Regions from separate parts of the Homo sapiens genome. Here region 1 is linked to region 2. A link is a loop called in an ENCODE intact Hi-C map of the cell type or tissue named here. Cell type or tissue: dorsolateral prefrontal cortex. All regions are shown on one strand. Each heading gives the region's core, and the rest is flanking DNA. Links, peaks and the distances in the headings are about the cores only.

Region 1 (15,096 bases), core at 2,815-10,814, 150 kb after region 2:
GGAAAGCCCTTGCTGGGGATGGGATTAAAAAGACTTGGGCCAGGCGCAGTGGTCCACACCTGTAATCCCAACACTTTGGGAGGCCGAGGCAGTTGGATTACCTGAGGTTGGGAGTTCGAGACCAGCCTGGCCAACATTCAACATGGTGAAACCCTGTCTCTACTAAAAATACAAAAATTAGCCCAGGGTGGTGGCAGGTACCTGTAATCCTAGCTACTCAGGAGGCTGAGGCAGGAGAATCACTTGAACCTAGGAAGCAGAGGTTGCAGTAAGCTGAGATCACACCACTGCACTCCAGCCTGGGTAACAGAGCAAGACTCCGTCTCAAAAGAAAAAGAAAAAAAAAAAAGAACTTGGGTACCAGGAAAAACGAAAACCAGGGAGGGTGGGATGAAGGGTGCCTCCCAGGTCTAGGCCAAGAAATTCCAGGCTCATGTTCAGGACAGGGCTGATAGCTAAATTACTAGCTGGTTGTCAATAACAGCAACTTTTCACCACCTTCACCACTAAAAACAACACTTTGCACTTTCTGAATAGTTTGTAATCCATTTACTTAGGGAAAGGACTGAAGCTTCTTTGGAGTTTAGAACGTACATTTTTTGCTTGTTAGTGGGAAGGAAGTAGACAGCACCCAACCCTAAAAAATACATATATATATACTAGCACCATCAGCAGATGCTGGAGACAAGTCTAGTGTGAGTGGCAGAAGGTCATGTGAATCCATCAGAGGAATCTCCCAACCAACTAGTCAATGGTACTGATTTTCCTGTCTCTCTGTTCTTTATTTCCAGAAGCCACTATGGGACATAGGAGGAAGTGCCTGTGCCTAAGGTGCATCAGGCGATGGTTCACTCTTACAGACGATCCAGGCAGGCTCTCAGGCAGAGTGAATGGACATCCTTATTCATCCATCACACTTTTAGGCTTGGCTGCTCTATAAAACTTTCTGAAGAAGCTTCTACTTTTAGCATTTCTTGGCAAAATTCCATCTTTTCCTCCTATTGTATTTATTTTGTTTACTTTTTAAATTTTTGAGACAGAGTCTCACTGTATTGCCCAGGCTGGAGTGCAGTGGCGTTATCATAGTTTACCGCAGCTTCAAACTCCAGGGCTCAAGCAATCCTCCCACCTCAGCCTCCTGAAAAGCTCACGACAGGCACATGCCACCATTCCCAGCTAATTTTTGCATCTTTTGTAGCGACAGGGTCTCACTACGTTTCCCAGGCTGGTCTCAAACTACTGGCCTCATGTAATCGTTCCTCCTTGGCCTCCCAAAGCACTGGGATTACAGGTGTGAGCCACTGTATCCCACCCCATTGTATTTATTTATGTTTATTATTTATCTCCAAGCAACGTAACCAATACATTACAAGCCTTTAGAAAGCTGCTAGGAAATGCATCATCTGGTTGGTCTATTTGTATTCTATTTTGGTTTAATATTCTAAATTAATTTTAGGGAGATATCTGAAATCCCAGTCTCAAGACTAGCCAAGTGACAGATAACAAAGATGTATTATATGGATTTATCTCATACTGTATGAGTGACCCTGTGCCCTCCATGTAAAAGAGATAATCCAGTTTCCTGTATTTGTACATCTCTCTAGCCTTAGGGAGCTATTATTCTCCTGCTTCATACCATTTCCTTCTACCCACCTGTCATTAAATCTCAGTTCAAGAGTGATCTCTTCAGTCAATATTATCTGATTCTTTCCTTCTTTCCCAGCATTCTGTTCCCTGGCACAGTTAGTGGAAGTTATATGTGATCACAACATTTGTTTCCTACCTTTGATGATTCATTTCTCAAGGACATGCATTCTAGGATCACACAGCTGTGGGCCAAGTGGTAGCCCAAATCTGTGGATCATGTAGAATACCTTACTTCAGTATCAATTTTAATTGAAGATTTATGAAACAGTTTTGTAATTGCCTAAAATTTTTCGATGCACCCATACTTAATATATGTCATTAGATTTCCACTTTTTCCATATTGACCTACCTCAAATTTGGTATGTATATGGTTTTTTGTATTGTTTTGTTTTTTGGTGTTTTTTGTTCGTTTGTTTGTTTGTTTTGAGATGGAATCTTGCTCTGTCACCCAGGCTGGAATGCAATGGTGCAATCTCGACTCACTGCAACCTCCACCTCCCGGGTTCAAGCAACTCTCCTGCCTCAGCCTCCCAAGTAGCTGGGACCACAGACATGCACCCATGCCCAGCTAATTTTTGTATTTTTAGTAGAGACGGGGTTTCACCTTGTTGGCCAGGCTGGTCTCAAACTCCTGACCTTGTGATCCACCCGCCTTGCCCTCTCAAAGTGCTGGGATTACAGGCGTGAGCCACCGTGCCCAGCTGTGTATATATATGTTTAGATGTGAATGTATATGAATGTAGTAGACTCCAAGAATGACTACAAATTTCCTTCCACAACTCTGCAACGTGACTTTGCAGAGCTCTTCCCATCAAGAGCTAGAGTACTCTTTCATCTCTTGAATCTAGGAGGACCTTATTATTTGTAAAATATGATGCTAGTCGAGAATTGAAAGCTTGCTGCTCCCAGAACACTGCCACCTTCTAAGACAGTTGAAGCTAGCCTGCTAGAGAATGAAAGACCATGTGAAAGACTGAGGCTTCCTGACTGATGATCAGACAGCCCAAAGCAACCTGTCAACTGGCTAGGACACATGAGCCTCCCCCAAGTAGATCAGCCTAGCCCATAACAGAAGAGCCACCCAGCTGAACCCAGCTCAACTTGCTGACCTACAGAACCATTAACTAAATCAATGATTTGGTTCTAAACCTTTTGGGGGTGGTTTATCACTCAACAAAAACTAACTGATATAGTAAATAAGAAAGGAAGGTGAAAAGCCCAATAAGTAAATCATTTTTATTGGGAAGAAATGACTGGGAAGTTTGCTACTTTGGGGTTACCAGGAAATGCAGTGTTCATTCTCATTTCACTAGGTCTCCTCTATATTATAAAACATGCTGAGCCATTGCTGCATGAAGCAATTGAGAAGATATTTTCAAATCAACCATGGGGAATGTTAAAGATAATTACAAGAATATTTGCAACCCCCCAAAAAAAAATCAGGTCTTGGCCAAGAACAACATGTAAAACACAATTGAACAAGAACATTAAAAATGACTTGAGGCATTCATCAAAGTCAGTTTCAGATAGAGTTTGCAGAGTCAAGAAATGAAAGAGAGGATGAGATGACAAAGCTGTGTAACTTGTTTAAGCTGTTTTAGTCTCAAAATGCAGTAACAAGGTCTAAAGGTGCCCTGGGGAATACCAAATTATCTATTTTGTTGTTCTCCAAAGATATATGTACACATTGGTTGGAAAACAAATTTAACACAGTTGCTTGTATCACATTTGGATGAGCACACAGACGTAATGAACCAGCCCATTTATTCATCTCTTTGTTCCCTAATGTTTATAAAGATGATGTTTATGAAGTGCTTGTGTATGTTCAGTGAGGTGGTCAGAAAAACACATTTCATAAATGCATCCTGCATTAAATAATCATCATCCTGTAGCCAAGCTGTAAAATAATAGGAAGTTACTCTAAGAGTTACTTATACCACATAGCAGCAACTACTTAAATTAGGCAGTGAGAACCATCTGTCCTGGAGACCTACAATAAGGGGGTGCATTTTCTATAGAGAATTTAAAAACAATCACAAAGCCTGCTAAAATTAGGCCTGTCTTTTATGATCACCACATGTTCCAGCAATTCTAGATAATTTCAATGATAATACATATACTCCTCCCCACAGGTGTAGACAGCTTCCTCTGCACCCTCCCCAGCTATGTCTGTTGCTATACACACTGCTGTACAAATGCTGCCTTCGCTGAAAGAAGGTGCTACTCAGATTTTATATACTCATTTCATTGTTATTTTTCTTCATGAAAATTCATTTTCTTCTTTCCTATTTGTAGCACAAGCAGAATAGTTCTAGAAGCAGAGAGTTGTTGCTGGGAGCTCAGCCTGAAGCCTGCTTCTCCAGCTCTTTCAATGATATTATAACCCTTTTATTAGTTTATAGTGCATTCCTTTCCCTTTCACATAACTAGAGTGGATTCTGCAAGTTTAAGCGTGTGCTTTGTAATCGAACTACAACTCAAAGAGTATAAGAGTGTGTGTGTGTGTGTGTGTGTGTGTGTGTGTGTGTTGATTGACAGTAACTTTGCTATAAAATCAAGTTAATAAAATTCTAATATACAATAGCAATCCAGCATACTATCTGGAGATCAGGCCTCAAATAACCTCTTCTCAAATGCAGCTTAGCATAAAGGTAAATGTTAAAAGCTTACAAGCAGGTGGAATGACAGTCCAATTTCATGTACTAAAGCCTATTACCTAAAAATGTGTTTTCCAAGTTCATATTTTTGTTTCCATCTAAAAGCTAGTTCTGTTTGGGTTATTTGCCCAAAGCAAATTAGAAGAGAATGTGGATGTTAAAAAACAGCGGACTAACAGCAGATATGTTATCTAACTTCCTGACAGTGAAGAATGAGCCAGGAAATTAAGAGCAAATGTAAGAACAAAGAAAGCTGAGCAGTCTGGTCCATTAGTATAGGTCAAGGGAGCTATGTATCACAACAGCCTCAAAGACGTCTCCAGCTTGCAATACATAAATGATGTTGCCCATACACTGATGACATGAAATCAAGGGGAAACATTTTAAATTATGTTGCCTATCCTCTCTTGAATAATATGGAAGTCTGTTGTTCAGCATCTGCAGGATTTGTCTTCCCAAGAAATCAGCAACTTGTCCTCCAAGTTGAAGGTAGAGGCCAGTGGCAGGGACGTGCAGAGAGACTACCTTGGAAGGGAGCCTCACCTACTTTATCCGGGGCTTGCTGTGTCCTACAGCATGCATGGGGGTGAAGAGTTAGCTCTGGAGACTTCTGCAAGGCCTCTGGGCTCTTGCTGGCAGCCTCAGTAGAATACTCTAGTCCCATATTTCACCTGTCACCTTGGCTTTGTCATCTGGGGCCAAGGCATAATGGAGCACAAGAAATAGAGTGAAAAGAGCAGTGTGAACCATGTGAACAATTCCACCCGACATTCTTACCATAAAGCCCAGTAGATATTAGAGAAGGATAAAACACAACATGAAAATCAAGTTTCTCTGGAGAGGATCAGAGGAGAGGTTGAAAAAAAGGGGGAAAATGCCTTGAGTTTTGTATGATTTTGATGCCAGCATTTTGCTATGGAGGCAAAATAACTGTAAAAATGTTTACTGTCTCTTTTCCAGTCAAAAGAGGTTGTTTGATTCCAACCTCCTTTCTAAGTGGCAAGGTTTAAATCATGGATCCTTGGGAAAAAGGTGGAATTTACCAATTTTGGAAAGACTTGGGGTGGGGGGGCTTGTAGAACTCTCTGGCAAGCTAAAAGAAGAGCATGAATTGTATGCCATGAATTGAGTAGAATTTCTCCAGTCAGTGCCCCCATAAATCTACCATGAGAAACAGCAGAGGAAGCATTGTTCTCTCCATGCCCTAAACAATACCTTCCAGGTCAACCATGCCTTCACCCAGGAAGTACTATGAAAGATTTTTTTATAAGTTGTCTCTAAACACTATGATGACATGTCACAGGGGAAACATGCTGGGAAATGCAAATTAAAATGTGAACATTGCTATGGCAGGACCTAAAGCTAAATGCTATAAAGCTGTTACCCTGAAGAAAGGAGGACAAATTGATCACTCTCACCAACACCCTGGGTTTTTAGCAAGAAACTTTCCTCCATCTGATCCAGGAATCTCTAGAAACTTTACTCCAAAAGGCAACACTGAATTTGTGTTTTTGGAAATAGGAAAGACCAAAAACTAAAACCAATAAAAGCAACTGGAGGTGAAAGTGTGTTCGAATCTTTTTTTTTTTTTTTTGGAGGCAGGGTCTCTCCCTGTCACCCAGGCTGCAGTGCAGTGGCGTGATTTCGGCTCACTGCAACCCCTGCCTCCTAGGTTCAAGCGATTCTCCTGCCTCAGCCTCCTGAGTAGCTGCGGTTATAGGCACACACCACCACACCTGGCTAATTTTTGTATTTTTAGTATAGACGAGGTTTCACCATGTTAGCCAGGCTGGTTTTGAACTCCTGACCTCAGGTGATTCACCTGCCTTGGTCTCCCAAAGTGCTGGGATTACAGGCTTGAGCCACTGAGCCCAGCCATCTTTTAAAATTACCAACTAAGGATCTAGAAGTAGAAATACCATTTGACCCAGCAATCCCACTACTTGGTATATACCCAAAGGATTATAAATCATTCTACCATAAAGACACATGCACACATATGTTTATTGTGGCACTATTCACAATAGCAAAGACTTGGGACCAACCCAAATGCCCATCTATGATAGACTGGATAAAGAAAATGTGGCACATATACACCATGGAATACTATGCAGCCATAAAAAAGGATGAGTTCATGTCCTTTGCAGGAACATGGATGAAGCTGGAAACCATCATTCTCAGCAAACTATCACAAGAACAGAAAACCGAACACCGCATGTTCTCACTCATAAGTGGGAGTTGAACAATGAGAACACATGGACACAGGGAGGGGAACAACACACAATGGGGCCTGTCAGCAGGTGGGGTCTAGGGGAGGGATAGCATTAGGAGAAATACCTAATATAGATGACAGGTTAATGGGTGCAGCAAACCACCACGCCACATGTATACCTATATAACAAAACCGCACGTTCTGCACATGTACTCCAGAACTTAAAGTATAATTAAAAAAAAGAAAAAAAATACCAATTATGAATAAAGAACTGTGTTCCTGCTGATGTTACCAAAGCAGTTACATCAACCTTTCTCTTTGCCACAAGCCCTTACCTCTCCTTGGTATACTGTAGCTTACAATGGGTCTGTCCTTGCCACCTTCCTCAATCATCCTGTATGGTTCATCTTGGATTTGACAGTGCATCAGGATAGCCATGCAGGAGGTCACAGGATGAGCTACCAGCAACATTTATTCCTAAGAATAAGTAAGTGCAAGGCCCTTAGTTATATTGAGCAGCAGAAAAAGAGAACGACTGGTCATAGCCTATTTCCCCCTTCCATGAAGAGGCATACTTGAAACTTGACACAACTTCTGCTGAATCAATTGCTGCTACTATTTGCCTAGTCTGCTCCATGTCAAACCAATGAGCTTAAAGATCACTGCAAAGCCCTGGGAGTGGCTTGAAGGATCCAGAGCACAGGAATGTCCCAGGAAACCACTTTCAAAATTTTAGCAACAGAAGGGCACCCATAAGAAAGAGCATCCTGTGGCAGGGTATTAGTGGACAAATGGGATGAAGAAAGCAGAAAGTGGCATGGCACAAGTTACCAGAGCTTAAGTAGGGTGAGGAGGCATCAGCCTGGGAGAAGCAGCGGTGTTATAGTCAATGGATTACGTATGGGAAATTGATCAAATAAGTATGTTGGCCAAGTGTGGTGGTTCAGGCCTATAATCCCAGCACTTTAAAGGGGGCGAGACAGGCAGATCGATTGAGCTCAGGAGTTCGAGACTAGCCTGGCTAACATGGTAAAACTCCGTCTCTATTAAAAATACAAAAATTAGCTGGGCATGATGGCATGTGCCTGTAGTCCCAGCTACTCAGGAAGCTGAGGTGGGAGGATCAATTGAGTTCAGGAGGTGGAGCTTGCAGTGAGCAGTGATCATGTTACTGCCCTCCAGCCTGGGTGACAGAGTGAGACCCTGTCTCAAAAACAAACAAACAAATAAGTCTGTTAAGGATAATGGGAGCCAGGTTTCTCACTGTTAGAGAAGAGAGTTACAAATACAGAAAGGGAGAAAACAAGAATGCATTCTGTAGTGTTAGGTTGACATTGGAGGTACTGATGTAAACTCATAAATTTCTGTGTACAAATAGTTAAATATAGAAATAAAGATGTAAATGTGTATGTGCAGGTACAAACATATCCTAGCCCTGTCTTCTGAGAGGGACTGAGAGCTGCAACACCCCAAAAGCAATAATCACTACTAAATAACAATGCTTGGCTTCTAAATACTATTCGGCACTAAAAGGATCCAAGGATCTTTGAATTTCGGAATGAGGGCTGAGGCAGGAAAAACACAACACAAGTATGAATCATCTTTTTGTTATTGACACAACTGGCAGATCTTGAATGGGGTCTGTTCATTTCCTGATACTGATGGTTGCATTGTGGCTATAGAAAAGAATGCTCTTATTTGTAAGAAATACACACTACAGCAGTGATGGGCATCATGCTGATAACTTACTCTCAGAGGGTTCAAGGGCAAAAGTAATTTGTACTATGCTTGCTACTTTTATGTAAGTTTTAGATTATTTCAAAATAAAATAATTAAAGCTGTAGTAATAGAAGAGTATGCCAATTCCAACTCTTAATGCATTGTCTCATTCCCCTCCAGTCTTAAGAACGTTCCATGATAAGAAAGCAAATGGCACACTTACAAGCAAAGGAATTTTTATTATTATTTTTATTATTTTTTTTGAGATGTCACTCTGTTGCCCAGCCTGGAGTGCAGTGGCACAATCTTGGCTCACTGCAACCTCCACCACCCGGGTTCAAGCGATTCTCCTGCCACAGCCTCCTGAGTAGCTGGGATTTACAGGTGCACCCCACCACGCCCAGCTAATTTTTGTATTTTTAGTGAAGACGGGGTTTCACCATGTTGGCCAGGCTGGTCTCGAACTCCTGGGCTCAAGTGAGCTGCCTGCCTTGGCACCCCGTAGTTCTGGGATTATAGGTGTGAACCACCACACCCAGCCTGCAAATGAATTTTTAAATAAATCCTTCATTAATTTTTTAATGGTGAGCAATCATAAGTTACACCATGATCAGGAGTAACAAATTTTAGAATAAGACACAACAAAAGGATATGAGTATAGCCAAATCAGGACAGGCATTGGTGGTTTGCTTTCAAAAGCTCTCATTTTAGTTTTGTTCCTACTGGTTATATTGCTTTAGGTGCTCCTGAAAAGAAAAGCAACAAGACAATATTCCCAAGTGACTATCTAGAGAAGAGGAGTCAAAAAAGCAATATTTGTCCGTATAAACAAATTCTCATGGTTTGAACAGAGTTAGAAATGGAAAATGCTGTGAAGATAGGTTTCTAGGGGCTCTAGAAATGGTATAAGGCTTTGCCTCATTGCTTGCAACAATAAGAAGAGTCAGCACTCTCAATATGGACAAGAATATGGACGGTATGGAAGCTGGGTTTGTTGAGTCAGGAAATTTATAATTTAATTGAGAATTAAGCTATTTCTTACCTCGTTAAATAGTTGCAGACTGTAACATTTCTATTTATTTTATAATTTTCTTAAATTAAAAGATACAACACAGGGGAATTGTATTATCACATGGCCCTACGTATTCACTGAGAACAGTTGCATCTTGAACAGGCAGCAAGCGTGATCTAACAGGCGCTTACAGATTAATGGCTCTGGCAGGTAGGAGAGTGACTCACAATGGCCACACTTCTCTCTAATGAAAAAGCCAGCCAAGAATTGCCTGTGAAGCACAAGCAAGTTTAATAGCACGAAATTCTGCATTTCCCCCCTATTGATTGGCGTGCTTGTTTACACCAGCACTTTTTTCCTGCATATGTGTCTCCAATCCATCGAGGTATTTTCTACGCTGAATAATGGAGGCCATCCAGAGGCTACTCCATATGCCCTCCTGGGAGAAGGGCCACAGTCTCTCCTGAACCATTTTCTACACCAATACTTGTGTCACAGGGAGCTCTGTATTCCTGCACACTGGCATTCAGTCATCATCAGCAGTTACAAGATACAGTCCCAACCTCTTAGATAGCATAGGCTAGCCCTTGGGTCTGTTGACAGTTTTTCAATAATACTAAGCCAGGAAGAGGCAGAATCAACTTATGCAATGGCACTGAAGAGGGGTCTATATGCTCACGGTCCCTACGAGTCACTGGAATAATGCAAAGATACTTCACAAACATTCAAAGCTGGTTTCTTTATATCAGAAATGTATATTGATGCCCAAATGCAAAAAAAAACTGTCCCTTTAAGGAAGTCTTGGTCGAGTCATCCACTGAAGGCAACCTCGGGCTCTCTGCTTTTATTTTTCTTGCCTTGTCTGCGCACCTTTTTTTGAAATTGCACTGGATTGGTTTAATCCAGTTGCATTCTGTTGAACCAAAATTTAGAACAGTAAAACTAACCACGTATAGATTAGTTTATTTTGTTTGTGTTCTGTTGTGAAGACTGAAAATGACAAAATGAATTTGTTCTCTTAAAAAGAAATCAGATAAAGAAATACTGTTGAATCATAAAGCAAGTTGCAGAACAATACAGGAAGCAGGATAATGTATTTTTAAGGCCCACTCAATCACATATATTTTCATAAGCATAGCAAAGTATCTGGAAGGATAGACATCAAACTTCTGACAGCAGTTATCTCTAGGGCGTTGAGAAGAAGACAAAAACTAGGCATGGTGGTTAAAGAAAACTTTAGGCTTAACTTTAATGCTTTATTTTATTATAAGAAGAATTTATTAATATATTGGTTGGGTAATCAATTTTTTAAAGGAGTAGGTAATGATAACATTCAAGATTTTCAGGTATCTAAAAATTGCAATGCTTTAAAGGATATATTTTTTGGCTGTTTGGAAATGCTACCTGTCATGATACTTCCTATTTCTCAACCGCAGGAAAATGTGAAGCATAACTAAACCTTTATTCAATTCACCAGTAGGTATTGATGGCCCTTCATGTTTATGCAAAACATAAATAATTCATCACTTCTTTATGGGCTTTGATGACTGGAATTAAAGTGGAAAACAAACGTTAGAGTTGACAATGAAAAAAAAATGGAGCAGGGCAGGGTTAATTTGAATTGACTTGATGTTTACCTTAATATTAGCTAATGTCTCTTTACCAGAGACAAAAGTAGAAGCACTGTCCCAGCAGTGATGTTCACTGCAAGAGGAGCTTCGACAAGCTTAGGAAGACTATTTTTAGCTCCATTAGGACTTTATGAGCTTCAGTATTTCCTGTTCACTCTTGACAATAATGATGTGATTAAATCTGTTGTCCACTTAGTATGGTTTTTGAGCCTCTGCTGTATTTTCTACAAAATCTCAACATTATGACCTATATGCTCCCAGATAAATGCAGTCACGTGTTGCTTATTGATGGGAATATATTCTGAGAAATGCATTGTTAGGCAATTTTATCACTGTGTGAACATCAACGAGTGTACCTACACAAAACTGGGTGGTACAGCCTACCACACACCTAGACTATATGGTACAGCCTATTGCTCCTAGGCTACAAACCTGTGCAGCATGTTACTTTACTGAATACTGTAGGCAGCTGTAACACGATGGTGAGTACTTGTGCACCTAAACATATCAAAACATAGAAAAGTCACTGCAAAAATACAGTATTATAATCTCGGCCGAGCCCAGTGGCTCACGCCTGTAATCCCAGCACTTTGGGAGGCCGAGGCGGGTGGATTACCTGAGGTCAGGTGTTTGAGACTAGCCTGATCAACATGGTGAAACCCCATCTCTACTAAAAATACAATAAAAATTACCCAGGCGTGGTGGCGCATGCTTGTAATCCCAGCTACTTGGGAGGATGAGGCATGAGAATCGCTTGAACCTGGAGGCAGAGGTTGCAGTGAGCCAAGATGATGCCATTGCACTCCACTTGGGCAACAAGAGTGAAACTCCATCTCAAAAAATAATAATAATATTATGGAACCACCATGGTACATGTGGTCCGTCATTGATGAAATGTCATTACGTGACATGTAGTTACAATCCATTCTCATTGTAATTTTGTCCCCCACTCATCCCCCACCAACTCTCCCCATCCTGATCCCAAAAGCATTAGAGAAGATCTTTCCAAGCCAACACAAGCAGACTTAATTCATTATTCTAATTTGGATTATTTAGAGTTGACTCTTTTCTTGACCCATCTTTTATGAGGTTCAACTGCCAAGCTGCAAGACACTTCATAACGTAATTCTTGACGTTGCTGTTGGAGTCTGCTAGACTCAACACTCTCTGCAAAGCCATACATAGTCCATTCAGCTTTTAGGCTTCTGCCCTCAGTCTGTAGTAGAAACGCGTTCTTCATACTTCATCAGGTGCTAAAACATGTTTCAACCACTTGAAAATAGTTCACCTGGGTAGTAGAACCCAACAGAGTACAGCTGATTTCCAAGCCTGTGCTTCAGCACCAGATGGACCCAACTTGGAATCTCACCTCTACCGCTCAACAGTCCTGTGTGAATTTTTGGGAAATTATGAAGCAGCTCTGACCCTCCATGAATCTATAACATTGAGACAATCATACCCTCTACCTGAGAAACACTTTCCCAGATATCTGCGTGGCTTACTTCCTCGCTTCATTCAGGTCTCTATCCATCTATTTGCCCTCAGAAAGTCATGCCCTGCTCACCTTATATAAAATGGCAGTACCCATTATTTTTTGTCCTGTTGCTTGCTTTATTTTTCTTCAGTAATCAATACCACCTACACTCAAATACTATGTAAGCTCAATGGTGATATTGGTGATAGGGATGTTCTTATTTTTACTACCATGTTCCCAGCACCCAGCTGAGTGCCTGAAACTTTTAGACCCTTGAAAAATACTTGTTGAATAAATGCATTTCTTTATTACAGTTCTATGAAGACTTCTGTTCCAGTTAGGATATAGGAAATCACCAGAGACTATAATTTCCTCCATAACAAGGAAAATAAGCTGTATTTTTTTAATGTAGTTTTAAAACCTATTAGGGAACTGAGACCACAATGTAATTGAAATTAAACTCCAGGGAAAGTCCTGCCCAGGACAGGAGAGACTTGCAGCTGCTCTTATCCAAACTGAAAGAAATCTCCACAAGACATTGTGAGCCATCAGTGAATGCAAGGCAGTAGTCCTTCAAAGGCTGGGAGCAGCAAAGCAGTTGCTGAAAGCTAGCAGGAGAACTGCAGAACAACGAGAACGCTCCAGCAACCAAAAGAGTAATCGGAGAGACTTTACTGGTAAAGGGATCCATTCATCAATAAGATATAACAATCCTAAATGTGTAGCGGCCTACTAAGACGTTCTCAAAACACATTCACAAACACATACTAAGACATTCTCAAAACACAAAAATAGAAACTGACAGGATGGGAAGGAGAAATAGACAAATCCCCAATTAGGTTGGAGATTTCAACAACTGTCTCATGAAATAATTTTTTTAAGTAGAAGAAAAGTAAAGATACAAAAGATTTGCCTACTGCTATCAATCAACTTGACCTTATCGACATTTATAGAATATGCTATCCAAAACAGCAGAATACATGTTCCTTTTAAGTAACCACAAAACAAGTCCCAATAAATAGAATAGGGCTGATATCAAACAGGGTATGCTATCTGACAAAAAATTATACATCAAATCAAAAAGATATTAGAAATATACCCAAATACATAGAAATTCAGTTATACATTACTGAATAACTTGTGCAGGGCACAGAGAAAGTTAAAAAACATTGACCTAAATGAAAATGAAAATAACATAACATTTGCAGACGCAGCTAAAGAGGTACTTAAATAAAATAAATAGCTTTATATGCTTACGTAAGAAAAGAATATGGGTCCCAACCATATCTGAGCTTCCACCTTAAAAAAAAAAAATCCCACGTCAATTTCTATGCTTCCAATTTATGAAGTTTGGAGACAAAGAGCAAATTAAACTTGCAATAAGTAGAAAAAGGAAATAACAAAGAAAAGAGGAAAAATCAATGAAATAAAAAACCAAAATGCAATAGAAAAATCAATGAACCCAGGGAAATAAAACAATACAGAAACTCCATGAACTCAAAAGAAAATCAATGAAACCCAAGAGCTGAGTGGCTCTTTGTAAAAATTAGTAAAATTGTAAACTTTCAGTTAGACTAGGAAGGCAGGAAGGAAGAAAGGAAGGGAGGGAGGGAGGGAGGAAGAGAAAATTACCAATATCGTGAAGGATCAAAGAGAAGATATTACTACAAATATTACAAAATGGATAATAAATATTATAAATAACTATATGCTAATAAACTTGACGTTGACCGTTCTAAACTAGGGATTCTCCGCTTTGGCACTACTGGCATTTGAGGCAGTACTTTGCGTTACCGAATTGAACTTGGGTCCACTTGCCTGGCACAGTAAAGCCAAACACTGACACTGAGGTTTGCAGCAAGAGAAAGAAGGAGGTTTATTTTCAGAGCACCAAGCAAGGAGGGCAAGCGGCTAATGCTTGAGACCTGACCTCCCGGATGGCTTACAAGCAGGGTTTTTAAAGGCTGGGTGCCTTCCAGGAAAGCAGAAGTTACAGGCAAAATCGTACCTGGGGCTTGTACAGTAGTTTGGCCTCAAAAGGCAGGATATGGTGAAGCAGCGGCTTGAAGCTTCAGCAATTGTTTGATTTGCAACTGGCTGCAAAGGTGAAGATTTGGCCTGTGGGCGTGACTCCAGGCCCCTCAGGAAGAAATTGAGAATAAGAACAGCTGTCAAGAGTTCAGTCAGTTCCCGCTCGTTCCCGCTCGTTCCCGCTCATCTGAGATGTGCGTGACAGCAGTCAGCATTTTCCATCTGGTGGGGGTCGGTCTTTCTGAAAAACAACTCAAGAACATAGGTTACGAGGTTATCTTTCCATTTCTTCTCTTTTCTTTCTTTCCTTTTTTTTTTCTTTTTCTTTTTTTTTTTTTTGAGATGGAGTCTCGCTCTGTCGCCCAGGCTGGATCTTGGCTCACTGCAACCTCCACCCCCTGGGTTCACGCCATTCTCCTGCCTCAGCCTCCCGAGTAGGTGGGATTATAGGCCCCCACCACCACACCCCGCTAATTTTTTGTATTTTTAGTAGAGACGGGGTTTCACCATGTTGGCCAGGCTGGTCTCAAACGCCTGACCTCAGGTGATCCGCCCGCCTCGGCCTCCCAAAGTGCAGGGATTACAGGCGTGAGCCACCGTGCCTGGCCCACCTTTTAATTTCTATAGGGAACCAAAACACCTGGTGACTCTGACTTGCTTGGGAGGCTGTTTTTTAAATTATCACTATATTCTTCTTATCAGATTGTGCCTGT
Region 2 (15,096 bases), core at 3,398-11,397:
TATTAAATTTATTCCTAAGTATTTGACATATTTATGTTCATGTAAATAGTAATGTTTTTAAGTGTTAGACTGGAATTTCTAATAACTAAATTTTGCCTATTGGCTTTGAATCCAGTGGTCCTGATAAATCCAGTGACAGTATTAATTCATTAAGTATATCTGTAGTTTATTTTGTATTTTCAAATGTACACAATCATACTGTCTGCTAGTAGTGATAATGTCGTTACACATTTTCAATTCTTATATTTTCATTTCTTTTTCTTGCTTTATTGTATTGTCTACTACTTCCGTACAATGCCAACTAAAAGCGATGACCATGGACATCTCTGTCTCACTCACAATCTGCACAGATAATTTTTCAATAGTTCGCCATTAACTGTGATTCTTTTTAAAGAAATGGTTTATCGGAATAGTAATGATTGCTTTTATTTCTTGTCAGTTGAGAATGTTGTCATGCATGGGTACACAATTTCATCAAATCCTTTTTCTTCCTCTGTTGAGATAATTGTATGGTCTTACTCTTTTATCCTATTAATATGATAAAATATAGTAATTGATTTTCAAATTTCATATCAACTTTGCATTACTGGAATAAAATGAATTTTGTTATGATACATTATCATTATGTATGACAGTATCCATTGCTTATTTTTTTTAAGTATACTTTATCATCTAAACAACCTGTCCCTTGAAGGCAGTATTCTTACACTATTAATAGTTTGCATTTTTCTATTTAATCATAACACTGCCATTATATTGTAACTCTGTTTATACAACTTTAAACATCTTCAGGGAAGGGACCCTGCACTGGTCTTTGTATTTAATAACATTGTTAATAACACAGTATATGTCAAATAAGTGCTTGTTGAATTAAAGACCTCACAGCTTCCTAACACAGTATCTTTCACATGAAAGACACTCAGTAAATATCTGGTGACTGATGAGTTTGCCAATTGGTATTTTTTTTTTATGTCAATGAGTCCCATCCTCTCAAATTAACTCCTCATGTTATTGCTGGATCAGACCTAACAACATACTGGCAGGAGCACAGTAATAGCTCAAGTCAGTGAAACACAAGGCTCTTTGCCTACTCTGGAGGATAAAGAAATATATTTATCACCCAACGGTCATGACATCCAGTCCCATGATGCCCAGGCAGGTAGTTCAACTTGGGCCGACTTCAACTGGCAGGCACAGTCAGACTTTCCAATGCAGATAAGGCTACCTGGGAAAGTTTGCCTCATTCTTCACTTAACTCTTTCATAAGGGCTAGATTTGTGATTTTAGAAACTGGGCTCTTTTTCTTTCCGAGTAAAATTTAAACATGCTTTTTTGGTTAAAAGGGCTATCTCTTAACAGCCACAGTTTGACCTTTCAACTGCACCTCAACATTTACGTTGTACCCTAAACTTTTAGCACATAGTCTGTGCAGGAATGGATCTTAAGCAATTGGGTAATTTTAATGTCCTCAATATATACAGTTTAAGCAACATTTCTGGTGTGAGATCGTGCCACAGACTCCACGTCTGTCTAACTATGCCATCTATCAGTCAATTCAGTAAGAGAACATAACTTATTACAACTACTGCCATGTCCCAGAATTCAAAGGACTCATCAGATTTATTTGGAGAAGAACTAAGAACTAAAAACTGTTACTTAAGTTTAAACCTGAGATAGTTATAGAAGTCTATAGAGAGAAGTAAAAACTTTTAGAGAAACTAGCCAGAAATTGGCATGTAGCTATTATATGGAAGAAGAGATGAAAAAGAAAACTTGTATTCAATCATCCAGAGCTTCTCAAATTAAATATATTAAATATGATATGTCCCTATGATTATGTTAAAATAAGTCAAGCCACACCCAAGAGAGTTCATAGAAACCAAAAATTCTTCAAAAGACACTGCAATGTCAACCTGCAGTGAGAGAAGTCCGTTAGTGGGTAGATATATGTCGACTGTAGTGGTGACAAGGACAGTGATGGACATGCCCTGAGATCCACTGGAAGACACTCATGAGACATCTACACTTTCATGTCTTGACTGATGAGTTGGAGGCGGCAGAGAATCCTGCCTCCAACTATAGCTTGTCTGTGTTGTTTATCTAAAACCGCAGGAAATGATCCCAGTAAATGTTAATGTTCTTAAGCATTTGCCAGACTCTTTGTTTGTTTGTTGGATTTTTAAGGGAACATTTTAAAGATTCATTCCCTTAGGTTGAACTCTGTCTTCTGGCGCTTAACGGATCCACCCTGTGGGGTACAGTATTTTCATGGATCTGCTCCGTGGGACAAAAATGACATTACATAATATGAGCCTAGACCGCTGTGACCAAGTGTGCTCCAATCCATTTATCCTTTGCTCCTCATGTAAACAATTTATTCCAGGAGGCAAGTGTGCACTTGGCATTTATTTACTATTCACTGGTAACATAAACTCTGTTTAAGTAGGTGCAAATTCACACTTAGAGGAGACAATCTTTTTTTAAGTGTGAGGCACTTACTAAATAAATCAAGATACTACGGCTCACTACAGGTGAGAACATTAAGGATTCTGCTTTTATGATTTACCAAATCTGTCTTCTGCTTTCTCTTTCAAATTTAAATGGGCTTTCTGAGACATCCTGCCGATAAATGAAATGTTGCTTGACTTAATTCCACCAGCACAAGCTGGGAAGAGAAGCAGAGGTTGGAGAGAGGACAAAGAGTTTGTCTCTGCTAGCAGGACCAGCTGAGAGAGTGAGAACCAGAAAAGTCAGCCTCAGAATGGCCAGCCACAGAGCAAGCAAGGGCCCCACTAGCCAAGAAGAGTCAGGCCCCCAGATGATGGATGGGAAGCCAGGCAAACAGACAGCATAACAGGCCCAAGACAGTGAGCCAGCCTTGCCGACCAAAGGACCACTCACTTAGCGTCCAGGATCATCATACAGGCTGATCTCAAATTTGAAATCTGGAAGCTCTTTGGGCAGAGTGAGAGGACTCAGCCCTAGAGCCAGGCAGCACATGAGAAGTCATATACCTACAGTTACTGTGTATTGAGCATTTAATACAGGCCAAACACTGCACTAAGTGCTTTGTATGCTGCAGCAGTCTTGTGAGAGCTGGTCACAGATGTTCCCTTCCTTCTGGGTCTTAGCTGGATCCCCTTGTGCTACTCTGGAAGTGAGCCTTGACCATGAACCTTTCTTTGGCCAATACACATGAGTCATATGAATGGATGATTTCTGGGCGGAAGCATTGAAAGCCTAAATCATTACATGATTTTCCAACTGCTCTTTAGCTGCTTTGGCAGCCACAAAAACAATATCAGAATGGAGCTTCCATTGGGCAAGGCAACCAAGATGAGGATGGTCCCCAGCCAATAGGCACAGGTGAGATATGTGAGGTGGAAAGTATACTTTCGTGGTGTCCGAGTCTCTGACATTTGGAGAATGTTCGTTCCTGCACTACAGACATGGATTGTCTTGTTTCATCATGGCAAACCAGCGACTTCTCTAAGGGGGAACACAGTTGTGCATCTTGGTAACTGTGAGCCCTTTGCCCACAGAATTAATAAGAAATGATATCGAAGTCTGAACCCAGATCCCTCTTACCAGAGCTCCTACTCTTAACCACACTTTGACAGGAGCTAATTGAATAAGTAGGAGAGAAAATAAGGCATCTCCATCTTCATAAATAGCACCAGGAAACCTCCGTACAGTGCAGCTGGCATAAAACCAGGCAACAAAGTAGAGTGGGCTTTGCATCTCTTCCCCTTTAAAAAAGAAAAATGTTCAAAAAAGCATACAGCACCAAAGGATGCCAGCCTAACGCCATGTTATCCTCTGGGATAGTCACATCTTATTAAATGGTTACCTCCAAAGCAACCCAGCCCTAGGGAGGCTGCAAGAGCAGGGGTGGATTAGAGGGTTTGGAAGTAGTCCCTTGCTCCTCTTGCTTTGCTGGACCAGAATCCTTCACTTTTACATTAGACCTAAAGTAAATACAGGATCCTACAGAGAACAGAACTTCCACTGTTTCCCAAGCCTAATGCCTTCCAAAGCTCTGGACATTATGAAGCAGAACAGGAAACAAAAGATTTTAACAACCAAGAGCATTATTTGTAACTAATAATACAACATTCTGTGTATGGCCAGCAATTTTACTTTTTCCTGAAATTTCACAGTGGAATTCAAAGTCCAGAATTCTTGTTACAAAACACGACTTCCTCGCAGCTTCTTATTCATTATTTTAGTATGGAATGATTCTCTATAAACATTTATTTCTTAGTAAGTGTTCATCTTAAGTGTCGACCATCCAGTGACAGGAACCATATTTAAAGATTGATTCCAATCCTCAACTAATTCAGGTCATTTTTTTCTTGTCCAACCTGAGAATTGGCCCAGCAGCCTTTAAATCAGAAAAGAAGAAATAAATTATTCTCACTTTTAGCAAAGTGGGTGGAAATCCATTCTTTGGTTGTCTGCTTTATCTCACATGATTGACTTTCAGATTAATCTATCCCTCTGAAGTCTGGACAGAGCCCACACACTGCCACATTTCATTTCAGGGGAATTCTGTTATTATGATGACCAAATATGTGTGTCATTTGAAGTCATAACTTATTTATTTCCTTAATACTTAGATTGGCTTTTAAAGCACCAGCAAAATAACTGAGTAGGCTGTTTTCAGGCATATGATCTCCATCATAATTATTAATTTATTTTTTCAACATCATAAAAAAGTGGCCATCCATTTGATTAGACAGACCAGAAGGGTGTTTTTAAACTACCATATATCACCTTTGAATTTCACATGACACACTCATCCTAATCCCTGCAACATATGAATCAGAAGGTACCATATATGTTCAGAATGTTGTTTACAATGAAGTCAACATTAGATTTTCATGCTTTCTGTAGCAATGATACCAGGTTACATTTGTTATAGGTTTTTGACATCTCAAACATTAATTTCTATTAGAAATTACCATCAAACTACCTGAAATATTATAGTGCATTCAACATGACGTATATTATAAACAACTAGCTCTTGAATTCAAAAAAAATTTATATTGTATACTAATTTAATTTTTCATAGCACTTTCTTTAATATTAATTCATTAAAAATGTTCGTGATGTTTCAAAGGAGCAAGAGAATACCACCAATAAATTTATTTAAAGCCCCATTTCTAATTGAAAGGGTGTGTAGAGAAAAACATCAGAATAGATATATGCATCTCTCATTAAATGTAGTTGAAAAAGTAAAACAAATGCTACACTGATTTAAATATCAAATGAGGAGAATGATTTTTTTAAAAATGTATGCAATGCTCTCTTTTGGAGTATCTGAGTGAAGAAGAAAGCATAGATGCTCACACGCTTTCAAATAACCACATCTTCCTTTCCCTGGTCTCCAATCCTCAGAGGAGGCTGAGCATCCCATACTCATGCAGAAAGGTGAGACTGCTGTGGCACACATGGTATGACTTGATACTTTCAATGAAAATCTAAAAGTGAGAAAGCATTTAAGTATAATGCGTGCACCGCTCATGACTCAAGACATAGTCATAGAAGGCTGCACCACTGATTTTCAGTAAGAGAATAAAGGAAATAGACCAGCTAAAAGCACAAACTGCAAAAGAACATACATTCAGAGTGAAACTAAAACGAAGATACGTTCTATCACCCTCCCAAGGCTAGACTGTTATCCCTGATACTAAAATCAGCCACATCATTGGTTGATTACATGCTCTTTGCATGTAATGCATAAAGATGCTGTTTGCCCCCTTTAAACTAATAACACCACCAGCCCCTTCACTAATTCTGGAGAGGGCATGTTTAATGGATACGTTGCCTTTCAAACAACTTGCCATCCTAGAAACCTTCAGCGACTTCCATAGTCTTAAGGATATGAGGCATCCCTTTGACATTAGCAAATGGCTCTCTACACATAAAATAGTGCTGTTATCCAACTCAAAGCTTCATATTAGAGCTTTCAGTGACTTCATCAGGCCCTCAGAAAGCAGGCACAGACCTTCCTTTCAGATTATTATAATAGAGAAATGCCCCTTCTTCGCGTGTTTCCTCCTGGGAAGAAGCCTGTTGGTGCTGCAGAGCCCAGGAGGAGTGCTTTGGGGGGCAGATGGGAAGCAGGTCGGTGCAGCAGTTGGAAATGCGTGAGTTCCAGGAGTTCTTGGTCTTATCTTTTTTATCATTGTTGGCGTCCTGACCCAAATACAAGGAAACCTCCACATTCCATTAGCAGACTCAATTTGGATTCTGCAGCTCTGCAGGGAGAAATAGCATCTTCTCCTTAGCTAGTTGTGCTGCACTCTTGAGATAATTCTCTTAGTTTAATTTTAACATTTGGTTTAAGAAGATGCTGATGGATCAAATTTGAAACTGTGGATCCACTAAACGCCTTTTTAGAAGGTTTTTTTTTTTTCTTTCAAAATAGCAAGCCTTAGGAGCTCAACTCCAGAGCCAATTCACTTCGCGTGAAGTCGGCACTCCTTGGGAGTAGAGGTCCCCTCTCACCGGCTCCCACCCTCCAGAGGGGAGGATTTCTGGGGAGCCCGACGATCCGCTCGCTTTTAGCCTTTCTCCTTGCAACGCGCAAATCTCTCCCTAGTTGGGCTCAAGTAGAGAGGATCACCAACTGCTCATCCCAGCGGACACTCTGCAAAAAACTCTAATGGCTTGTGCGCGGGTCCACGCTGGTCGCTAGCGGCGCCAACTTTACTCATTCGTTAATTTGCTAGTTTTTGGACTGAGTAAAACAGCCCCCAAAGACGCGGGCAAACGCCGCTCTAAAGCCCACTACCATGCAACGCCAGGTTGCTCGGAGCCACGCTGGTGGCACTTCCCCTTCGTGCTCACTCTGCACAGGCACCTCCAGAACCCCGTGCAAATGAACCCTACCGGGAGACGCAGGTGGGCAGGTCGGGTCGGCAGGGACCAAGAGCCTGAAAGGGAACCTGCCCTCCCCTCCCCGCAGCCCGGTCATTAAGGCAAGAAACTGCAGGCAGAGAAGCCCCCGAATCCGACCTAGGACGTCGGCGCCTGCCAGGATCCCCTCGCCTGCCCCCCGCGCCCCGCGCGCGCTCATGCCACCACCACGGGGAGGGTGCATGCGGCAGGTGCCTGGCCGAGGCCCCCGGGAGCGAGTCGCCCTTACGTGCTCCAGCTTGTCTTTCCTCCGAAGCCAGACGCTGGCGCTGTAGTCCTGCTGCTTGACGCTGCTGTAGAAGTTCGCGCCCACTCGGGTCAGGCTTGGGGAGGGCTCCTTGGGGCGGCTTTTGAGCCTCATCTGCTCGAAGCCCTCATGGGGGGAGGCCGAGAGCCACTCGTGCTGCCGGATCTCCATCCTGACATGACCGGGCGGCCGCCGGCGAGCAGCGGACTCGGGACGGGCGCGCGGGGAGCCGGGCGCGGAGGGCGAGCGGGAGGCCCAGCGGGAGCCGGAGGTGGAGCTGGAGACTGAGCTGGAGGAGCTGGAGGAGCGAGCGGGCGCGGGGAGCGCGGGGTGCTGAGCGCCAGCTGGGAGCGCGGCCGGGCGGGAGGGGGCGATCGCGGGAGGCGCGGGGCGGAAGGAGGGAGGGCGAGGTGCGGGCGGGGGCGGGGGCGGGGGCGGAGGGGGACGGACGGGGAGAAGGGGGACGAGAGGGGACAGGGAGGGAAAGGAACCTGCTCCGGGGAGACAGAAGTGCCCGGTGCGGCGGCGACGTCGCCCGGCGGCTGCGGTCCCGAGCGGGCGCTCCGCTCGCCGGCTCCTTGCGGCACCTACTGGGACCCGGGCCGGCTCCCGGGGCGGCGGCGGCGGCGGGGGTGGGGTGCGGTGGGAGGGGCCGCGGCTGGCCCAGCCAGCCCGCGCCTGCAGGTTGGTGCAGTGAGGAGCCGCCGCCGCCCCTCCCGCCGCGCCCAGGCCCGGGCGGCCGCGCTCCCGCTCCGCACCCGCCTTTCCCGAGCAGGCTACACCTCTCCCTGGCGCATCTTTACTGGAAAGCCGGCAGGCGAGGGGAGAAGTGAGCGCCGTCTCCGCGCCTCCTCGGTCCTGCTGGCTGAGCGCGGGGATGGCTCCGGAGGGAGACACTCAGGAAACCACCTCCGCCCTTCCCCCATCTCTATCCAGCGGCGCCCCCTCACCCTGCCCCCGGCTCGCTTGGGCTGCGCCTTCCCCCATTCTGAAAGTTCACTAACTTCCCACCCCAAGGGACTTAGAGCAGAGGGTGCCCAGCATTCCCCCCTGAAAATAGCCGAGAGACATGTGTTTTCTGGAGCCGTACACGCTACTTTCATCCGATGGTGTGGCGATGCAAATACGCCCGGGGGCAGTAGCCCCTCGGGCAGGCACGCGGGACCGGTTGCTCCCCAGCCCTCGGTGTCCACCTAGAACCGGGCTCCCCGGGCCGCACCCATTCCGATCCTGGGAGGGTGATCCAGGGCTCCTCTGCAACGCTCCGCTTGTGCGGTGACTGTTCCTTAGGTGGACGTGGCCCAACTGCTGTGCATTTGTTTCTTTTCTCTGTTTCTAGGCCCCTAGGGTCCAGGCTTTTCCTTCGGGGCCCAGCCAAGCGTGATGATTATTAGGAATAGGGTGGCTTGTTCGCGATTAAATCTTCAATCTCTTCATCTTTTGCTATCTTTGGAGTCAACCTCTCGAAACATTTTTTGGTTTTATCTAAATGCTAAACAGCTGGTGTTCAGGGTGTCTCGTGTCTGGTTAAAAGCTTGGGAAGTGTATGGAAGCTGGAGAGGTATACAGGGGATTTTAGAGGGTGTTGCCAAGGGTAAACTGAAGGCTCTCTAGCCCTCGGCAGAACTGCCCTACTTGAATGACGGTTTCAAAGACATTCTGGCTGGGATTTCACAAACTTTTAGGAGGACAGGGATTGTGTTTCATATCTTTTCAAAGTCTCCATTTAAAAAAATGGTATAGTAAAAATAGTAGTTGAAATAAAATCCTGTGCACATTCAATATGGGGATGAAACAACTAAACACAAATACACACATTTTGGTTGTGCTAGGTTGGTTTTCTTAGGAGCTGAACTATATTGTGCAATAGATGCCCCGACCTGTGGGCTATCTCTAAGTCTCATGTTATCCTGCAAGATAAATGTTATTAACCCTCCTTTCCAGTGAGGAAAGTGAAGCAGAAGCAGAAATTACACTTCAAAACAAGGATATGAACCAGATTGAAAAGCTGTGAAGGCCAGGCGGAGTGGCTCAGGTTTGTAATCTCAGCCCCTTGGGAGGAGGAGGCAGGAGGATCACTTGATCCCAGGAGTTCCAGACCAGCCTGGGCCTACACTAAAAATAAAATAAATTAGCCAGGCGTGGTGGTGCTCATCTGTGGTTTCAGCTACCTGGGAGGCTGAGGCGGGAGGATCGCTGAAGCCTGGGAAGAGGAGGCAACAGTGAGCCGATATCGCACTGCACCCTGGGCGACAGGGCAAGACCCTGTCGGAGGTGAGGCTGTGAAAACTATACATTCCATTGTATAGCATCTCTGATAATTTTGTTTGTTTGTTTTGTTTTGTTTTTGAGATGGAGTCTCGCTCTGTCACCAGGCTGGAGTGCAGTGGCGCCATCTCGGCTCGCTGCAACCTCCGCCTCCCGGGTTCAAGCGATTCTCCTGCTTCAACCTCCCGAGTAACTGGGACTACAGGTGCACGTCACCACGCCCAGCTAATTTTTGTACTTTTAGTGGAGACGGGGTTTCACCACGTTGGCCAGGCTGGTCTCTCAAGTGATCCGCCAGCCTCGGCGTCCCAAAGTGCTGGGATTACAGGCACGATCTGATTTTTTTATTATTACACTTTGCCCTACTATTCACTGTCCCCCAGTTTTTACTATTAAAGTTTAGCCTCCATAGCTTATGCTTTCTTTAAAGTATAACCACACAATTTAAATGACGACAAACAATTATACAGTCTTTTATAATATTGTTAACAGAAAGATGTTATTGCCCTTCTGCAAAGAATACCTCTGCCTTTTGCTGTATGAGATTAGGTATTTGATATAGCCAAACCTTGACAAGTGATAGATATCCAATTCAGAGTAATAATGAACTGTTCTACCATAGAAGAATTTAAACAAATGGTTTCCATATTGTGCCAGATTCTCAAAGTAAATAGATTTTTTTTAAACTATACCTTTATAGGACTATACATAGTGACTGCAGTAGTTGCTACTATCTCCTTCTTTTTTTTTTTTTTTTTTTTTTTTTTTTTTTTTTGAGATGGAGTCTTGCTCTCTCACCCAGGCTGGAGTGCGGTGGTTCCATCTCGGCTCACTGCAATCCCCACCTCCCAGGTTCAAGCAATTCTCATGCCTCAGCCTCCCAAGTTGCTGGAATTATAGGCATGCACTATCACACCCGGCTAATTTTTGTTATTTATTTTTAGTAAAGGCAGGGTTTCACCATGTAGCCCAGGCTGGTCTCAAACTCCTGACCTCAAGTGACCTGCCCGCCTCGGCCTCCCAAAGTATTGGGATTACAGGCGTGAGCCACCGCGCCCGGCCAATCTCTATTTTTTGAAGAAGGTACACTGGTGGCATAAATATGACAGCATACTACTGAATTGAGCATTATAATTAATTCATAGATCACATTTGTTATGATCAAAAATACTAGTCAAAATATAAATTTTTACAGTTTCATACTTACTTGGTATGCAGTGCCAGACTCAATGAACCCAACAAGTTCAAATAAACCTGGGCGCAGACTTATTCATAATTATTTTTCTATCTTGGATTCTTGTCCAAGTTAATCGTTTATGCCAGTAATATGGAACTTGCTTGTTGACCTTCAAAAGAATATTTCATATAAAATTGAACCCAACTGAAACTGTTGTAGGGAAGAAAAATAGTGTTTCTGAAGATGGCCAGGTATAATATGAGAATTTTGCACCAAAAATATTACTGAAATGTATAATTACTGAATTTCTACATTAACTTCCACAGCACTTTTTCCAGCACATTTTCATAGCCATTACATTTTCTGAATGCAACACAGGTGTTATGGACCATCCATCCTACTAGCCCATTCGCTTCTTGGGAGCTGGAGCCACTCCTGATTCTTTACCGTGCTGTTAGTGCCTTACATATAATAAGCTTCCAATAAACTATGGTGAATAAATGACTGAATGGGTGCTAACACTTGGCAACATGTTTTTGCTTCTTTATTTTGAAAAACACTGGATTTGACATTACAATATTTAGATTTTAGTACTAGATCCTTTAATTACTAAATTGTGACTTTCATGGTTTTCATTGTATTTCCATAGCCTTCAAGTTCATCCAGTAAATGGGGAATAATCATTGCTACCTCAAGTGATTGCTACAGGGATGACACATGAGAAATTTCTGTATAAACTATAGAGTCCAATGTTACTGTTCTTAGAACTTTCAGGCCCAGAAATATTCTTTATGTCATTCTAATAAGTTATCATTTTCATTAGCAGCTATATCAATTAATCCTGATTGCTTATAATTAATTATAGAAACTGCACTCAGCTACAAATTTGAATTCTATTGAATTCAAACCTAAACTTAACAGATGTCATTGACCAGGAATTGTTAATATTGTCTGAATTAGGCACTTTGCATTGTCATAAAATTTAAGACCAAAAGTATCAAGAAGTGGGAGTATTTTATTAAAACTTTCATAGTAATGATAATACCTTACATTTCCACAATAGTTACATCTGTAGCACATATCACATTTACTCCTTGGAAAAATATCTGAAAGTAGTCTTGGTACTTGCTATCAGTTCCATCTTTCGAAAGGAGGAAACCAAAGCTCATGGAGGTTAAATGACCTGCCCAAAGCCATGTAAGTCAGAGAGTCTGGTCAAAAAGCCAGGTTCATTGACTCTCAATAAAGGATTTCTTTTTTCACCATGTCCGATAAAAAAATCTCAAATATATACTTCTTAGCAATTATAAGTTGTATTTTTCACAGGTGTAGTGTTGCCAAGTATTACTACATTTTGTCAAAGGTTTACTACTGAAGAATAAAACATGTTAATACTTAGACCTTCCCTAACAGCATGCTTTATGTCCTCCTCAATTACCCTTATACTATACAAGACCACATAAAATCATTGACCCAAGAATGGCTCTATTCTTTGTTGTCAAGAAATAGATTCAACAGCTAAAAACAACATGACTTTCCTAACCACATATGTTAATTATAGGATTATTTCTGTAGAAACAATTGAATAATTTAATACCAGTAGAACAAAATTAAAGTAGTCCCAGATTGAAAATGTTTTCTGAAGAATACATAAGCATTAATATGAGAAGGGTCTTTTATGTTACAGTATTTTCTTTAGCCTCGTAGTTATTATTGATTAGTTATAAAATGACAATGAAGGTTTTTTAAATGTTACATATTTAATAAAGTGAACTTATCTATGTACAAACTTACTTTAGACTAAAGATTCTCATTGTTTGACCACCTACTCCAGTCACTGTGTGGGCTGGTCCTCAGAGGCATTATATCACTTTTTTCTCACAAAATCCTGCAAAGTAAACAGAGCCATCCCTATGTTACAGATGAGGAAACAAAGACCCAGAAAGAGTGACCTGCCCAAGAGACACAAGGACCAAGGGGCAACACTATGGCAGAAACTCAGGGTGGCTCAACTCTAAATGCCTTTACACAACACCAAACTGTATGGTCTTGCTTGGGTACATCTCTGCTGGGCTGAGAGCCCCCACAGTGACCTGGAGAGAACTGGGGAGGAGAGGGAGAGGTCAACTAGCCCCCAGAGCGAGATCCTGGTAGAGTGGGTTTATACTGTGAGGTCGAGGGTCCCAATTTACTTACACAAGGAGAACCAAATCAGATGGCACTGGGATCTTCCTTCCTTCCTTCCTTCCTTCCTTCCTTCCTTCCTTCCTTCCTTCTTCTTCTCTCCCTCCCTCCTTCCTTCCTTCCTCTCTCTCTTTCTCCTTTCTTTCTTTTTGAGACAGAGTTTCACTCCTGTTACCCAGGTTGGAGTGCAATGGCACAAACTCGGCGCACCACAACCTCCACCTCCTGGGTTCAGGCGATTCTCCTGCCTCAGCCTCCTGAGTAACTGAGATTACAGGTGCCCAGAGTAACTGAGATTACAGGTGCCCACCACCACACCCAGCTAATTTTTGTATTTTTAGTAGAGATGGGGTTTCACCATATTGGCTGGACTGGTCTCGAACTCCCGACCTCAGGCGATCCACCTGCCTTGGCCTCCCAGAGTGCTGGGATTACAGGCGTGAGCCACCATGCCTGGCCGGCACTGGGATATTTCTGAGAGTTAGAAACCCTGGTTGTCGTGTTGGCTCAGTTGACAATCAACCAGCTGTGGGGACTCAACCAAGATGCTTTACCTAATTGAATCTGTCAAGATGCTATGGTTTGGTCACAAGGTTTGGCCTTGCAGTAGAGCCTTGGACAGATCCATCACATCAACACAGAAAATTAGAAAATGGCTGTCCTAAGAATAAATAAGTAGAAAATAGGATAGTTGAAATAATCTAGCGTGACTAAAAGCTTCTGGTAGGCAACAAAAAAGTCTGAATTCTCCTGACTCAGTGTAGATGGATTAGGTTAATCAGACAGTTGCCTAAGTTGGCACTTCATTTGGCCTTTGTGCTCACAGCCATGGAATTGAGAACACTTCAAAATCACCCAGAATTCTAAATTCCACTTTGATTATCTGAGGTGATCTTTTATGTATCAATCATGGTACCCAGCATAAAGTATGTGCAACTCAACAGTAAAAAAGGAAATATATGAAGATAATATAAGCCACACTGTAATTCTTAATCATGCTTACATTTTTGAAACTGAAACCTAACCTTAAGTCAAGTGATAGGAGAATGATGTGTATTTACTACATTTGGACACCCAGGTAAAACAGACTTTGACTGTAATAGTGGTCATGCTTTTCTTTTATGTTCTTTTGAAAGAATCCATTGTTGGTATTTTTGTACAGTACGTGCCATAAAACTATGTAACACCTCTGACATCACCATTTGTTCACTTGTACTAAAGAGGAATGCAGTGACTCCTTAGATCTTCAACATACCTGACAGTGGGAGTCATTTTTCTACAGCAAATCACTTAAATCTAAGCCAGTGTGCACCATCTCAACCTTTGTTCAAGCTACTGATAGCTTCTGTACACTATACAGTATCTTTTGAAGGCAGAATGTGACATATTCATTTCCTAGCAATGAAATTCAGAAAGCTCAGAGTTAATTTTTATGCTTGGTGGCTAGAACTTTCTTTGATTTTAGGTTTTGTAGGCCAGTGATCCCCTCCTCCCTCCTGATTCAGTGGTTCTAGTTCTTATCCTAGTCTTAATGATGTTATATTTCTGGTCTTTGTTTTTACTTTAAGCCACTCCAATGGCTGAGTTTTAAATGTAGGCAGAGTATAAATAATAGAGGAAGAATTAGTTAACCTGTCATGAACCAAGATTGCCTGACAACATGTCAACCTGATAGATTGGTTTCAAGTTATAAAAACTATTAAATTGATATACAGAGTTGGAAGAGGCACATTAAATATCTTTCATTTCCCTCTTTTAACACTTCTCCTCCAATTATGCTCAGACCACTCCTATTTTTTCCAAAATCATTCATCTTGGCAGTTGATTAGTGCTAGGCCATGGAGACACAAGATAAATAAAACAAAACAAGATGAAAAATTATTTCAGTTTGATCTTGGAGAAGCAGACAAGTGTAGTTGTAACATAGCTACAGGTGCAGGGGAACCTGGGCTGAAGGGTGAGCTGGGGAGAAGATACTGGAGAAAATTACCCAAATGGGAATAAGCTTCTAAAAAGAAAACATGGCTACACATTTCGATGATCTTAGCAAAAGGACAAAGTTTGGTTTTGCTAAATGGAAACTCAAAATTTCAACTTGACAAATATTGAGTTTCTGGTGTATATTTAAGATTTTATAAGTGCCGTGGGGATTCAAAATTCTGAGAAATCATAAATGCTGAGAAAGAGGAATTTACAATTCTATAAATAGACAAACTCTAATGAGACCAGGAGTAGCATAAGATTATGATCAAATGTTAGGATTAATGGTGCAGAAAAGAACGCTAAATCAATAGTT

Evidence for each region. Peaks named below come from ENCODE experiments on the same cell type or tissue, not always from the same donor. Only the 100,000 strongest peaks of a DNase experiment are listed, where the experiment ranks them.
Region 1: a loop joins it to region 2, with 4 times the contacts of the local background. A loop is called at or near these places in 2 of 110 quality-filtered maps.

The regions. Positions count from the first base shown.
Region 1 is chr1:242,665,704-242,680,799 of GRCh38, forward strand. No RefSeq gene overlaps it. Among named protein-coding and RNA genes, the nearest start is that of PLD5, 150 kb to the left of the region's middle. In dorsolateral prefrontal cortex, for the core only: no CTCF peak of the experiment used is centred there; no DNase peak of the experiment used is centred there; H3K27ac peaks cover 2,229 bases.
Region 2 is chr1:242,516,935-242,532,030 of GRCh38, forward strand. It overlaps PLD5 (phospholipase D family member 5), which reads right to left and starts at 7,763. Exons shown (of 10, transcript NM_001372062.1): 1 at 7,154-7,763. The coding sequence starts at 7,342. In dorsolateral prefrontal cortex, for the core only: a CTCF peak has its summit at 7,284; DNase peaks (open chromatin) are centred at 7,227, 7,477, 8,071 and 8,397; H3K4me3 peaks cover 3,575 bases; H3K27ac peaks cover 3,144 bases; H3K27me3 peaks cover 1,830 bases.